Linked DNA regions of Homo sapiens: all the other regions are linked to region 1. Evidence: chromatin contacts called from ENCODE Hi-C or POLR2A ChIA-PET data. All regions are on one chromosome and are shown on one strand. The core of a region is the stretch at or near the end of the contact, and the rest is flanking DNA. Distances in the headings are between cores, read along the strand shown.

Evidence for each region. Hi-C counts contacts between places; a loop is a spot of excess contacts on that map. ChIA-PET counts read pairs that join two places held with the same protein, here RNA polymerase II (POLR2A). Pooled maps may share reads with other maps.
Region 2: a map with no recorded cell type shows a loop between it and region 1 (2.2-fold over the local background). The contact joins the enhancer-like site here to the promoter of PIK3C2A in region 1. A Hi-C loop is called at or near these places in 2 of 168 maps with a recorded cell type or tissue (ascending aorta and endothelial cell of umbilical vein), 1 of 37 single-sample maps with no recorded cell type and 7 of 50 pooled maps. POLR2A ChIA-PET finds 5 or more read pairs at or near these places in 1 of 52 experiments (activated naive CD4-positive, alpha-beta T cell).
Region 3: a loop to region 1 is called in a pooled map, with 6 times the contacts of the local background. The contact joins the enhancer-like site here to the promoter of PIK3C2A in region 1. A Hi-C loop is called at or near these places in 9 of 37 single-sample maps with no recorded cell type and 9 of 50 pooled maps. POLR2A ChIA-PET finds 5 or more read pairs at or near these places in 3 of 52 experiments (HCT116, HEK293 and activated CD8-positive, alpha-beta memory T cell).

What each region holds. Positions count from the first base shown.
Region 1 is chr11:17,206,140-17,209,515 of GRCh38, forward strand. It overlaps PIK3C2A (phosphatidylinositol-4-phosphate 3-kinase catalytic subunit type 2 alpha), which reads right to left and starts at 1,847. Exons shown (of 33, transcript NM_002645.4): 1 at 1,709-1,847. RefSeq lists enhancers at 1,114-1,637, 1,638-2,160, 1,666-1,775 and silencers at 1,306-1,565, 1,916-1,995.
Region 2 is chr11:16,808,835-16,812,210 of GRCh38, forward strand. The region is part of intron 13 of PLEKHA7 (pleckstrin homology domain containing A7); the gene reads right to left. Among named protein-coding and RNA genes, the nearest start is that of C11orf58, 72 kb to the left of the region's middle. Within about 2 kb of position 1,602, at least 11 of the 41 ENCODE cell types and tissues checked have a DNase peak (open chromatin) inside an H3K27ac peak, as active enhancers do; they include ascending aorta, where a contact is called at or near this core.
Region 3 is chr11:16,900,708-16,904,083 of GRCh38, forward strand. The region is part of intron 3 of PLEKHA7 (pleckstrin homology domain containing A7); the gene reads right to left. Among named protein-coding and RNA genes, the nearest start is that of SNORD147, 24 kb to the right of the region's middle. Within about 2 kb of position 1,569, at least 7 of the 41 ENCODE cell types and tissues checked have a DNase peak (open chromatin) inside an H3K27ac peak, as active enhancers do.

The sequences.
Region 1 (3,376 bases), core at 597-3,096:
GATGAAAACATTAAAACATGTTATTTGCAAAGAAAACTGCAGGAAACACGCATATAAAACACAAATAGCAAGACACTTTGATAAGAAAAAACCTACTTTAGAATGTATTAATTCAGCCAAAATTACGGAATTTATGGAAGAAACTCCATATGTGCTTTCTACCTACGTAAAATCACTTTTGAACTAAATCTGAGTTAACAAATAAAATCTCTCTATTCCCAGTTACATTGTTTTTCAGTATGTAACCACTGTCTTGATACTAAACAAATATCTTATATAAAAATAAAATCTGTATACTTCAACTAGGGTCCTTTCGTCTAATTTGCTGCTGTGAATAAGAGCACCATCCTGTCCAGATAAGGTTAGATCAAATTTAAAAAAAAAAAAAGCACCATTCTGCTGGGCATGGTAGACCAGCCTGGGCGACACAGTGAGACCCCATGTCAATTAAAAAAAAAAAAAAGAGCACCAACCCCAACTATGGCAGAGCTGCTAAAGGAGTCTCTTGTGGAGACTTGAACCACAAGCCAAGGAGGCAAAGGTACAAAGTCTCTCCTGGAATTAGTTCCTGGACTTCTGTGCAGCCTTCCCTCTTTCTACTATGTCTTCACCGTTCCCCTACAAACAGCTTTCTTCTTCTTGCATCTCTTATATGCTGTGGCCTTTGATGCTACAATAGATTTAAAAATTTTCCCAACAGAGCTTTTCTGCCTGAAACCCACCAGGAAAGATTTCAGGACATTCTTTAATAACTAATCTTGTTCAAAGAGGCAGGCCTCCTTCGTTTCACTTAATTCAAACCCCCACTGTTCAAAATAAGAATATAATTATAACCTCAATTTCTATCGGGCCAGTATAGGAAAAGAACTACAACAGGCTCTCTCTTCCACGTTATGTCCAGACTTTTTTCCTTAGTTTCTCCTTCCTCATTTCCCTCCTCAATCCCTCCTCCCCCAAAAAATAATTCCACAGCTAGAGAATGTCGTTTTTAAAGCCAGAAATTCAGTGAGGAAAATAAGTATGTGCCTTTTTCTTCAATTATTTATGATTCCTCCGTCACTCAGGAAGAGTTAAGCTAGTATTTTTTAATCTGACCGCTCTCTCAGAAGGATGATGCGCTAAATACACACTGAAAGAATAGTGTTCCCAAAGCAAGTGGATTCGCGGCTAAAGGCAACGCGGTGGGAGTGGGGGGTCCGGGAAGAAGAAAAAGTATCCTTGGCCCCCAGAGCCAGAGATGGGACAGGAGGTGAAAGAAGGGGCCGTCACTGAGAAGTACAACACACACACTCGCCAGAACTAACAATCTGCCAAGAAAATAGGACCGGCCACTGCGGCTCCAGCCCGGTCCCGCGGGACAAGGCGGGGGAGGGGGGCCGGCGGCCGGGGGGCCTGCCCTCCTTCTGTGGGACAAAACTAACTCCCTGGCGCACCTCCGCTCCCGAGAAGAGGGGCCTGGTGGGGACGCGGGCTCCTCGCACCTCCAGCGCAGCACTTGCTCACGGCCTGGGTGGAAGCAAGGCCCGGAGGGAGGGGGGAGTCGGGCTGGGCAACGCCAAGAGCACGGGATGGAGGGTCAGACGCGGGCACCCAAGGCACTGGGGGCCGCGACAAGAGACCCTTCCAGCCCGGGAACCCCGGGGCCCCTCTCCACCCTTGCAGAGCAGGACCCCGAATATCGTCCCCAGCCGCACCGACCGCTCCTCACCTCAAGCTGCCTGAGCCTCCGCCTCTACCACAACCTGAGCCGCCGAAGCCGCCACAGTCCGAGCCATTTTTCCCCTCAGCTGGCTCAGCCGCCGCCGAAAGCTTCGGCCGACTCCACAGCCAGCCAAGCGCAGCACGTCACTTCCGGACAGGGAAGCACCGCCTTCCCCGCCCGGACTTGTTGCGAATTGGCTGGCGCGGACGGCCTACCTGAGCTGGCGGGCGGGGCTTGGACGCTGCCGGGGTGGCGTGAGCAAGGGAGCTGGGGCGCTGGGGCGCACGGGCCCGGGGGACCAGGGTCTGGCTCTCTCCCGAGGAATGCTGAGCAGGCTCTGGACGCCTCTCCGTGCACACCCCAGACCTGGGGAGGGGAGCTCTCCGGACACCCCAGCTGGCCGCCCCTCGGGCCCTGAGTCCGAAGACCCGCTAAACAGGGCCCGGGCACTGAAGTACCCTATTGTTCTCATCCCCTCTCCCGGGACCCCGCACCCTCCTCCATCTAGGCTGAGGTTCCCAGATTTGTGTCTTGGCCCCTGGCGGCGCCGAGATTACTTTGTGATTGGAAGACTGAAAGGAACAGGCAAGACTTAAACTCGTCCACTCCAACCAGTATTTACCGAGGCCTCACGGTGGGTCAGGTGGTATACGGTGGGTAATTAGTAGCCTATCACGTGGTTTCTGTAAAATGCTTGATAGCACGTAAAACGCTTTCAGGTCGGCGTCTCGTTTCATCCTCACAACAGCCAGGTAAGGAAGATAACCCCCTGATAATAACTCACAGCCAGACGGCTCTTTCTACATTACAAAGTATTTTCACATGCAACCTCCATAATAATATATTCTTATTGAGAATTTAATGAGATTATGCTTGTAAAGCGTTTGGTCCTCACGTGTTAGATCTAAAAATTACGTAACCATGGGAAGATATAGGAAAATTATCCCCATTTACAGATGGGGCTTCTGGGGCACAAAGATGTTAAGGGGAGAGGAACGATTCCATAGCGTTTTACAACAAGATTGTCTTTTAAGCAGTAGGAGAAGGGGGTCCACACCATCCAGACGTTCACAATCTGATGTGGCAGACTGATTTAGGCTGCATTTCTCAGCCTAAACTAAAAATTATCAGCCTATATGATATACGCATAATTAGAAGGCTCTAAGAGAAGTTGAACTTTCAGCAAATAACTGGAAAGAAAGAAATTGGCCTGATTTGGCAGGGACGGGGGTTGGCGAAAGGGGGCTAGGGCAATGGGGAATGTGGAGTGGATGAATCCCTCATAGCGCTGTAATAAACATGCCTGCACCTCCGCAGGGATGGTAAAATTGGATGGAGTTTCTATTCTATGGGGAATTCTAGAAACAAATGTGATTATTTCTTACGGCTGTAGCTACTGGCTGTTGTACACCCCCCCCCCTTCCAACTCCTATCTTTCCCCCAACCCCGCCCCTCCTCTATGCACACACACTTCCAGGCAGGCTACACACTCTAGAAGAATGTCCCTTAGAAATCAACTTAGTTCCGCAGCATTGTTCTGCTTTATCTTCTGATCAAAGGAGGAATTTCTAAAATTGGCAGCAGCTCTTTCACAAGATTAAAAAGGGTGGGGAAAGTGATTTATCTCAGGGTAGCTTCCTAGCTTCTGCTCCAGATCTGAGTGTGCCTTCAGGA
Region 2 (3,376 bases), core at 352-2,851, 400 kb before region 1:
CAATTCAACGAACACGACTTTAGAGTGGGCAAAGCGTGTGATGCATGGACGAAAGAAGGCAGGTGTGAAGTCAGTTGCTGCGTACATGTCCCAGCAGTGTAACTTTGCAGAAGTTACTTTATTTCTCTGACACCTGGGTTCCTGGTTATAAAAAAGGGATAATAATTCATATTGCTCAAGTTGCTGAGAGGATTCAATGAGATAAATGAACATCAAGTGCCCAAATACTGCCAAGGCAGGAACAGATGCTTAATCAATGTGAGTCCTTTTCACCCTGGCACCATCAAGTAAAATGCCAGCAAAGTAAACATTTCCAAAAAAGCACACTAATGTAAGTGGGTCCCAAGAGCAGAGTGTCCCGTTGTATGATTACTTGGCACCCCAGCAGGAACGCTCACTTCAGGAAGGTAAAGCTTCTCAACGTGGGCCCACAAGCACCCCTGATTCTGGAAGCTGAGCATCAGCTGATTGGGGGGCAGGGGAAGATGGGCTCTGGATCCTTAAGTCCTTGGCCTCTCGAACAGGGACATGGGGGACACCAAGTCAACGTGGCACATGGAGGGGAGAGGTCAGCAGATCAGATGCCAAGCAGGGAGACTCCTCTCCAGAGAGGCTTATATCCTTACCTCACCCCCCTCCAAGGAACCAGGGGGGACCTCTCATAAGCAGCTGGTCCCAGAGGGGCTGTGCTTATCTCCATTTCCATGCCCAGAATGGTCTACAGGCCTATTCAACCATGTCCAGAGAGACCCCTGACTCAGGGACATTTTGTCCAGCATGTCATAGAATCTAAGGACCAATAAGCCTTGGGGTTTTCCTAATCCAACCATTCATCCCACTCAGTTTCATTGAGCCTCAGTTGTACCCTAGTGACGGGAAGTCCACCACCACCTGAGGTGGCCCTTTTAGAAAAGTCTTTCTTCTACTAAGCTGCAACCTATCTACTTGTAGCTGCCATCCACGTGTCTTAATTCCTCCTTAGGGCCACAGAAAACACATGGAGACATACCAGAGTTTTACAGGCTGTCTCTATGCCTCTCCTGAATCGCCCCTAACTCCTTCAATCATTCCGCACTGTAGCTGTACCAGCTGCTGTTGTGCTTCCTTTCTCCACCCAGTGTGTCCCATTAGGGAACTCCTCACTGCATGGAATACTGAGTAGGGAAGAAGTGAATCTGGGCTTGCAGGCAGCCACCTTCCCTGCCCGTGTGGAGGCAGCCCTTGTTCCACAGGAAAGAAGAAGTCTGACACACACGGAAAGTAGAAGAGTGACAATGTGGCTGAGCCCCGGGAATGGGGCCCCTGGCTACACGAATTAGTATATTCCCTTTTCGACTTAGCATGTTGCTTTGGGTTTTAGATACTTACAAACAAAAGCATCCCACCTAACACACCCAGTGGTTCTGCAAGCCGTCAATACCTCTCCCCTGATTCCAGCCCTTCCTTCATCTGGATCTTGAAGTGGGACTCTCATCTTGGAACCCTAAACCCAAGCTGAGTCTGAGCAGGGCAGAGCAGGCCTACTGCCTCCTGATCTGGGCCTGCCCCTCTGAGGGAAGCCGGGGGGTGCCAGCCTTTCTGGCAGCCATGTCAGACTGATGACACACACTTGGCACAAAACCCAGCTTGTTTCTCGCATGTGGCTGCTGGTGAGCCAAGCCTCTTCCAGGCTGCTGGTGCAGTTCAGCTGGTTCCTGGAGAGGAACTTAGCAACCGGGGTAGCAGCTATAAGACCAGGGGAATACTGGTATCAACACAGTTGTTTTCCATGACAAACAATGACAACTTCCAGAAAGTCCAATAACTAGATAACGTTCTAATCATGTGCAGCTCTTAGGTAGTAAAACACACCAAGGATGTAACTTGCCTCTCTCTATCCCATCAAATATATTTCTTGGCATAACAATCCAAGCTCAGCTCCACAAAAACATAAGGCCTTTGGGTACACAGTGGTAGAGCACCATTTTAAGAGAGGATGTGGGGCAAGGTGATGAAGGGCTTTAGGGTGAGAGCCGCACCCAAATACTGACACCCGCTAGCTGCTGTGTAGGCTTGGGAAACTCATTAGCCTTTCGGAGTCACGGTCCATTAAAAGATGATACCACCACTTCCCTTACAGGGCCACTTTGGAGGTAAAATAACTTAATAGAAGTAAAATGCAGTGACTGGCACACATTATAACCCCCTATTGTTATTAAGCTTCTGTTGGAGTCGACACTCAGGGACTCTTAGTTCTGCTGTGCCATTCTGTGGCTCAGTTTCTCCCTCTTTAATCCCGCATAGCTCAAATTCTATGATCTTGAAATAAAACAAACCTGAGGCCAAGCATCACTCCAGGACCAACTGTGAGTTTCCACTGTCACATACAAACAGGAACCAGAAGGCAGCTATTTCTCACTGCTCTTGCTCAGGTGCATTTAGTTCCCTCTGGCCCCGTGCACTAAACACTCTGGTATACCTGTGTTTTATACTCACCTGTGCTGCTGGCATGCCAGGCCTCTCCCATAGGCCCAGGTGCACTATGGATGCTCTACAGGTATGTCTGAGTGGACTGTTGGGCCCTGGGTCAGGGGTGACAAGAACTATGCAGGCAGCTGCTGACTGGCTGTCAGGGAGGCTGAGGAACGGGGATATGGTGCTGCGCAGGGCAGGTGGAGGCTGGGGGCTGCTGGATCTCTCTCCATAGGCATGGTGGGAACAACCCTGTCTGTCCCCACAGGCTGCAGGAGGATGGGCTGGGCTGCCACATTTGGTCCATACAGCTATGCTTGAGCATTTTGAATCCTGAGGAATTACCACCATACTTAGAGCAGTCACTCAAGCTCTGTGTGACCTGACTGTCAAGTGAGTTAGACAGTCCTGGCCTTGAGAGAAAGCTCCTTGTTCTCCTCACATGCTAAAGCCAGGTCTTTTTGCTCATAGCATCCACCTTCCTTCCTAAAGCCTAGGATAGAGTCAACAGCCTGCATGACCTAGTGCCACCTCCCCTCTGCTGCCCTGGCCACAACCACTGTGCCCTGGCTCTCCTTGGCTCTCACTGATCCTTCCCTTTAAATCTCAACCAGCCCCAGCACCCCTGGCTCTTCAAAGCTTCAAACACATGCCACCTCCTCCCAGAAGCCTCTCCAGTGTTGTAACCCACAGAGATTCTCACCATCTCAGCTCTGAGAACCAGGCCAAACAGATCTTTGTCTAGTCATTGTAGAGGAGTCTGTTATTTGGGGATAATTTCTTTCACCAACCCAAGACTATCTGGAAGTATCTCAAGACCAGACAGACTCAAATTTTTTTCTGCATCTCCCCATGTCATCTGGGTAACACAGCAAGTGTTCAACAGACACAGAATTGCACTGGTTGATTTCTAATCAAAAGCCCT
Region 3 (3,376 bases), core at 319-2,818, 310 kb before region 1:
ATGGCTCAATTCCAACATCAGTTCAGTTCATGGACAAACACTCATGAGATCTCTCACTTTTTTCCCCCAAAAAATCTTTTTTCTAGGACAGAAAATCTCTAACTACCTCAAGTGGCATAACATGTGGAAGTCATGATTTTTTATTTTTTTTTTTTTTTGAGACAGAGTCTCACTGTCACCCAGGCTGGAGTGCAGTGGCGCGATCTCAGCTCATTGTAACCTCCACCTCCCAGGTTCAAATGATTCTCCTGCTCAGCCTCCCTAGTAGCTGGGATTATAGGCGCCCGCCACCACAGCCAGCTAATTTTTTTATTTTTAGTAGAGACAGGGTTTCACCCCATGTTGGCCAGGCTGGTCTCGAACTCCTGACCTCAGGTGATCCGCCTGCCTCGACCTCCCGAAGTGCTGGGATTACAGGCATGAGCCACTGCACCCAGCCATGATGTTCTTTTTGTATGACCCAATGGGATACATATTTTATGAAACATTTTTGGTTCCCTACTTATAAAAAATAATATATACTCCTTAGAGAAAAATGGAAAAAAGCTGTCTAGGAAAGCAGAGAGCTGAAGAAAAAATAAATCAGCTCTAGGCTCACCAGCCAGACAATAGGCTGAGAGCTCAATATTTAATTTTGTGCTAAATTAAATCCATTTTTTCACTTTACTATAGTGAAGACAAACTAATATAAGCCAAAAGTTTGAGAAAACTGCATGGGGGTTTATCCTTTCTCCTCTAAATTCCACCACTAGCAACTCATTTATTTAGGTAAGCATTATCCTTCCCAATATGTCTTTTCTCTTTTTTCGGGGGTGGGAAGGAACAGCTTTATTGAGATAGAATTCACATGTCAAACAATTCACTTAAAGTGTACAGTGTAGCTGGGCATGGTGGCTCACGCCTGTAATCCCAGCATTTTGGGAGGCCAAGGCCGGAAGATAGCTTGAGCTCATGAGTTCAAGCCCAGCCTGGACAACATAGCAAAACCCCATCTCTACAAAAAATACAAAAAAATTAGCTGGGTATGGTGGTGCACGCCTATAGTCTCAGCTACTCAAGAGGCTGAGGTGGGAGGATGGTTTGACCCAGGAGGTGGAGGTTGCAGTGAGTGGAAATCACACAGTGCACTCCGGCCTAGGCAGAAGAGCCAGACCTTGTCTCAAAATATAATAAAAATAAAGTATACAATGCAATGGCTTTTAGTATACTGAGAGTTATACGATCATCACCCCAATCAAATTTAAAACATTTCATTGCCCTAAATGGAAGTCCCATACTCTCTAGCGATCACCCCAGCTCCAGCCCTAGGCAGCCATAAATCCACTTTCTATCTCTCTGGATTTCCCTATTCTGGACATTCCATATAAATAGGCTTAGACACTAGGTCATCTTTTGTGACTGGCATCTTTCATTTAGCATAATGTTTACAAGGTTCATTGTTGCGTTCTTGTTGTAGCATGTACCAGTACTTCATTCCTTCCTATGGCCAGATAATATTCCATTATATAGACACACCACATTTTATTTATCCACCCATCAGTTGACGGACTTTGGGTTTTCACTTTGAGGATATTATGAATCATGTAGCTATGAATTGCGTACAAGTTTTTGTGTAGGTGGACATGGTTTCACTTCTCTTGGGTATATACCTAGGAATGGAATTCATGACTCATATGGTAACTTTACGTTTAACCTTTTGAGAACGTGCAGCTGGCTTCCAAGGTGGCTCCACCATTTTACACTTCTACCAGCAGTGCATCAGTGTTCCCACTTCTCTACGCCCTCACCAGCACTTCTAAAGTATCTGTCCTTTTTAATATAAACATCCTAGGGTGTGTAAAGTAGTATTTCATTACGGTTTTGTTTTGCATTTCCTTGATGGCTAATGATGCTGAGCATCTTTTCATTTGCTTATTGGTCATTTGTGTATCTTCTTTGGCCCAGCTTGTCTTTTAAACTGCAAGTACCTCTGGACAGAGACACTCCCTGAATTCAAATGTTACTTATTAGCTGAATTATCCTAGGCAAGTCATTTAACTTTTATTAGCTTCAGGTTCCTTCTCTGCAATGTAGAGATAATATTAACTACCCAACAGATGTGAGGATTGAAATAACACAGGTAAAGGACTTAGCAGACAGCTGGGCACACAATAAACAGTCAGCAAGTGACAGTTATTATTAACAACACCCTTATTCACACTTTACAATCCATAAATGCTTTGAAACAGCTCTTCCCATAAGGAGAGAGCCTAAGATCTGGGACAGAGAAGTTGGGAGCAAAGGGCAAGGGGAGCTCAAAAGAGTTGAATTAAAAGGAAAATGAAAACAATTACTTATGGGCCATTTTCACAGTCTTGTTTTAGTTATCATTGCCAAAGGTCAGCCTAGAGCCTACTCCTGCACCCTTCCAATCATGATGTAAACACCTAGTTCACTGTATTAAATCCATTTCTGTTTAGAAAAGCGAGAATAACTTCTCACTACTGCTACTGAACCCTGACTGAACAGGAAGGAAGGAAGGTCTTAGTCACAGCTCTATAATTACAGCCATGCACACGGCCTGGCATATAACATTAGGTGATCAGTAGCTGAAGTGAACCAAATGGAATCAATGAGTACATTAATGAATGGAATGAATAAATGGGCAAACAGAGCATGTTTGGGATGTTTGCTCAGTTAGGTGAATGAGGATCCCCTCATCCAGAGGGTCCCAGGGAAGGCTGAGATCAGTTCCCAGGACTGGCAGCCAAGGTTCTCATTGACCATCCATAACCCATCACCATTGCACAGACGCCTACATTAGAATATCTTTCATTTTTTTGTTGCCAACACTCAGGGATTATGGATTGTAGAGAATGCTGTTTTCCTGTATTTCTTAAAGTCATGAGAAGGTGAAAAGGCCTCCACTGTGCTTCTTGGCATATAAATAACTCACAGCATAAAGAAAGGGGAGTCAATGGTTCCAAATTCAAAATAAAGATAGGCTCTTCTCACAACGTCCAAATTACAGAGTCCTCCAGGCAGAAATAGAGACATCTTTCAAAGAAATTCTATTTGCCCATTCAATTCCAAAAGACATAATCAAACTAAGAAAACTCTTCCATGCCTTCCACAAATTGATTTAGTTTCAGCAGCCACCTGGGGCAGCACACAGTCAGACAGCAAACAGGCCTTTCAGTTTTTGTCCTTCTTGCCATGTTCTCTTCCTTCAGAGACTGGAAAAGGATCGCTGCAACTTCATTCTTCAACATGGTACAAAGATACAGCCTGCTCTACATTCCTGCTGTACAATTCTGCAAATCACTATCTTTCCCTCAGATCTTTCACAGCCAAAATTGTAGAACCCTCTCAAAAACCTTCAAGCTATCAGAGTATG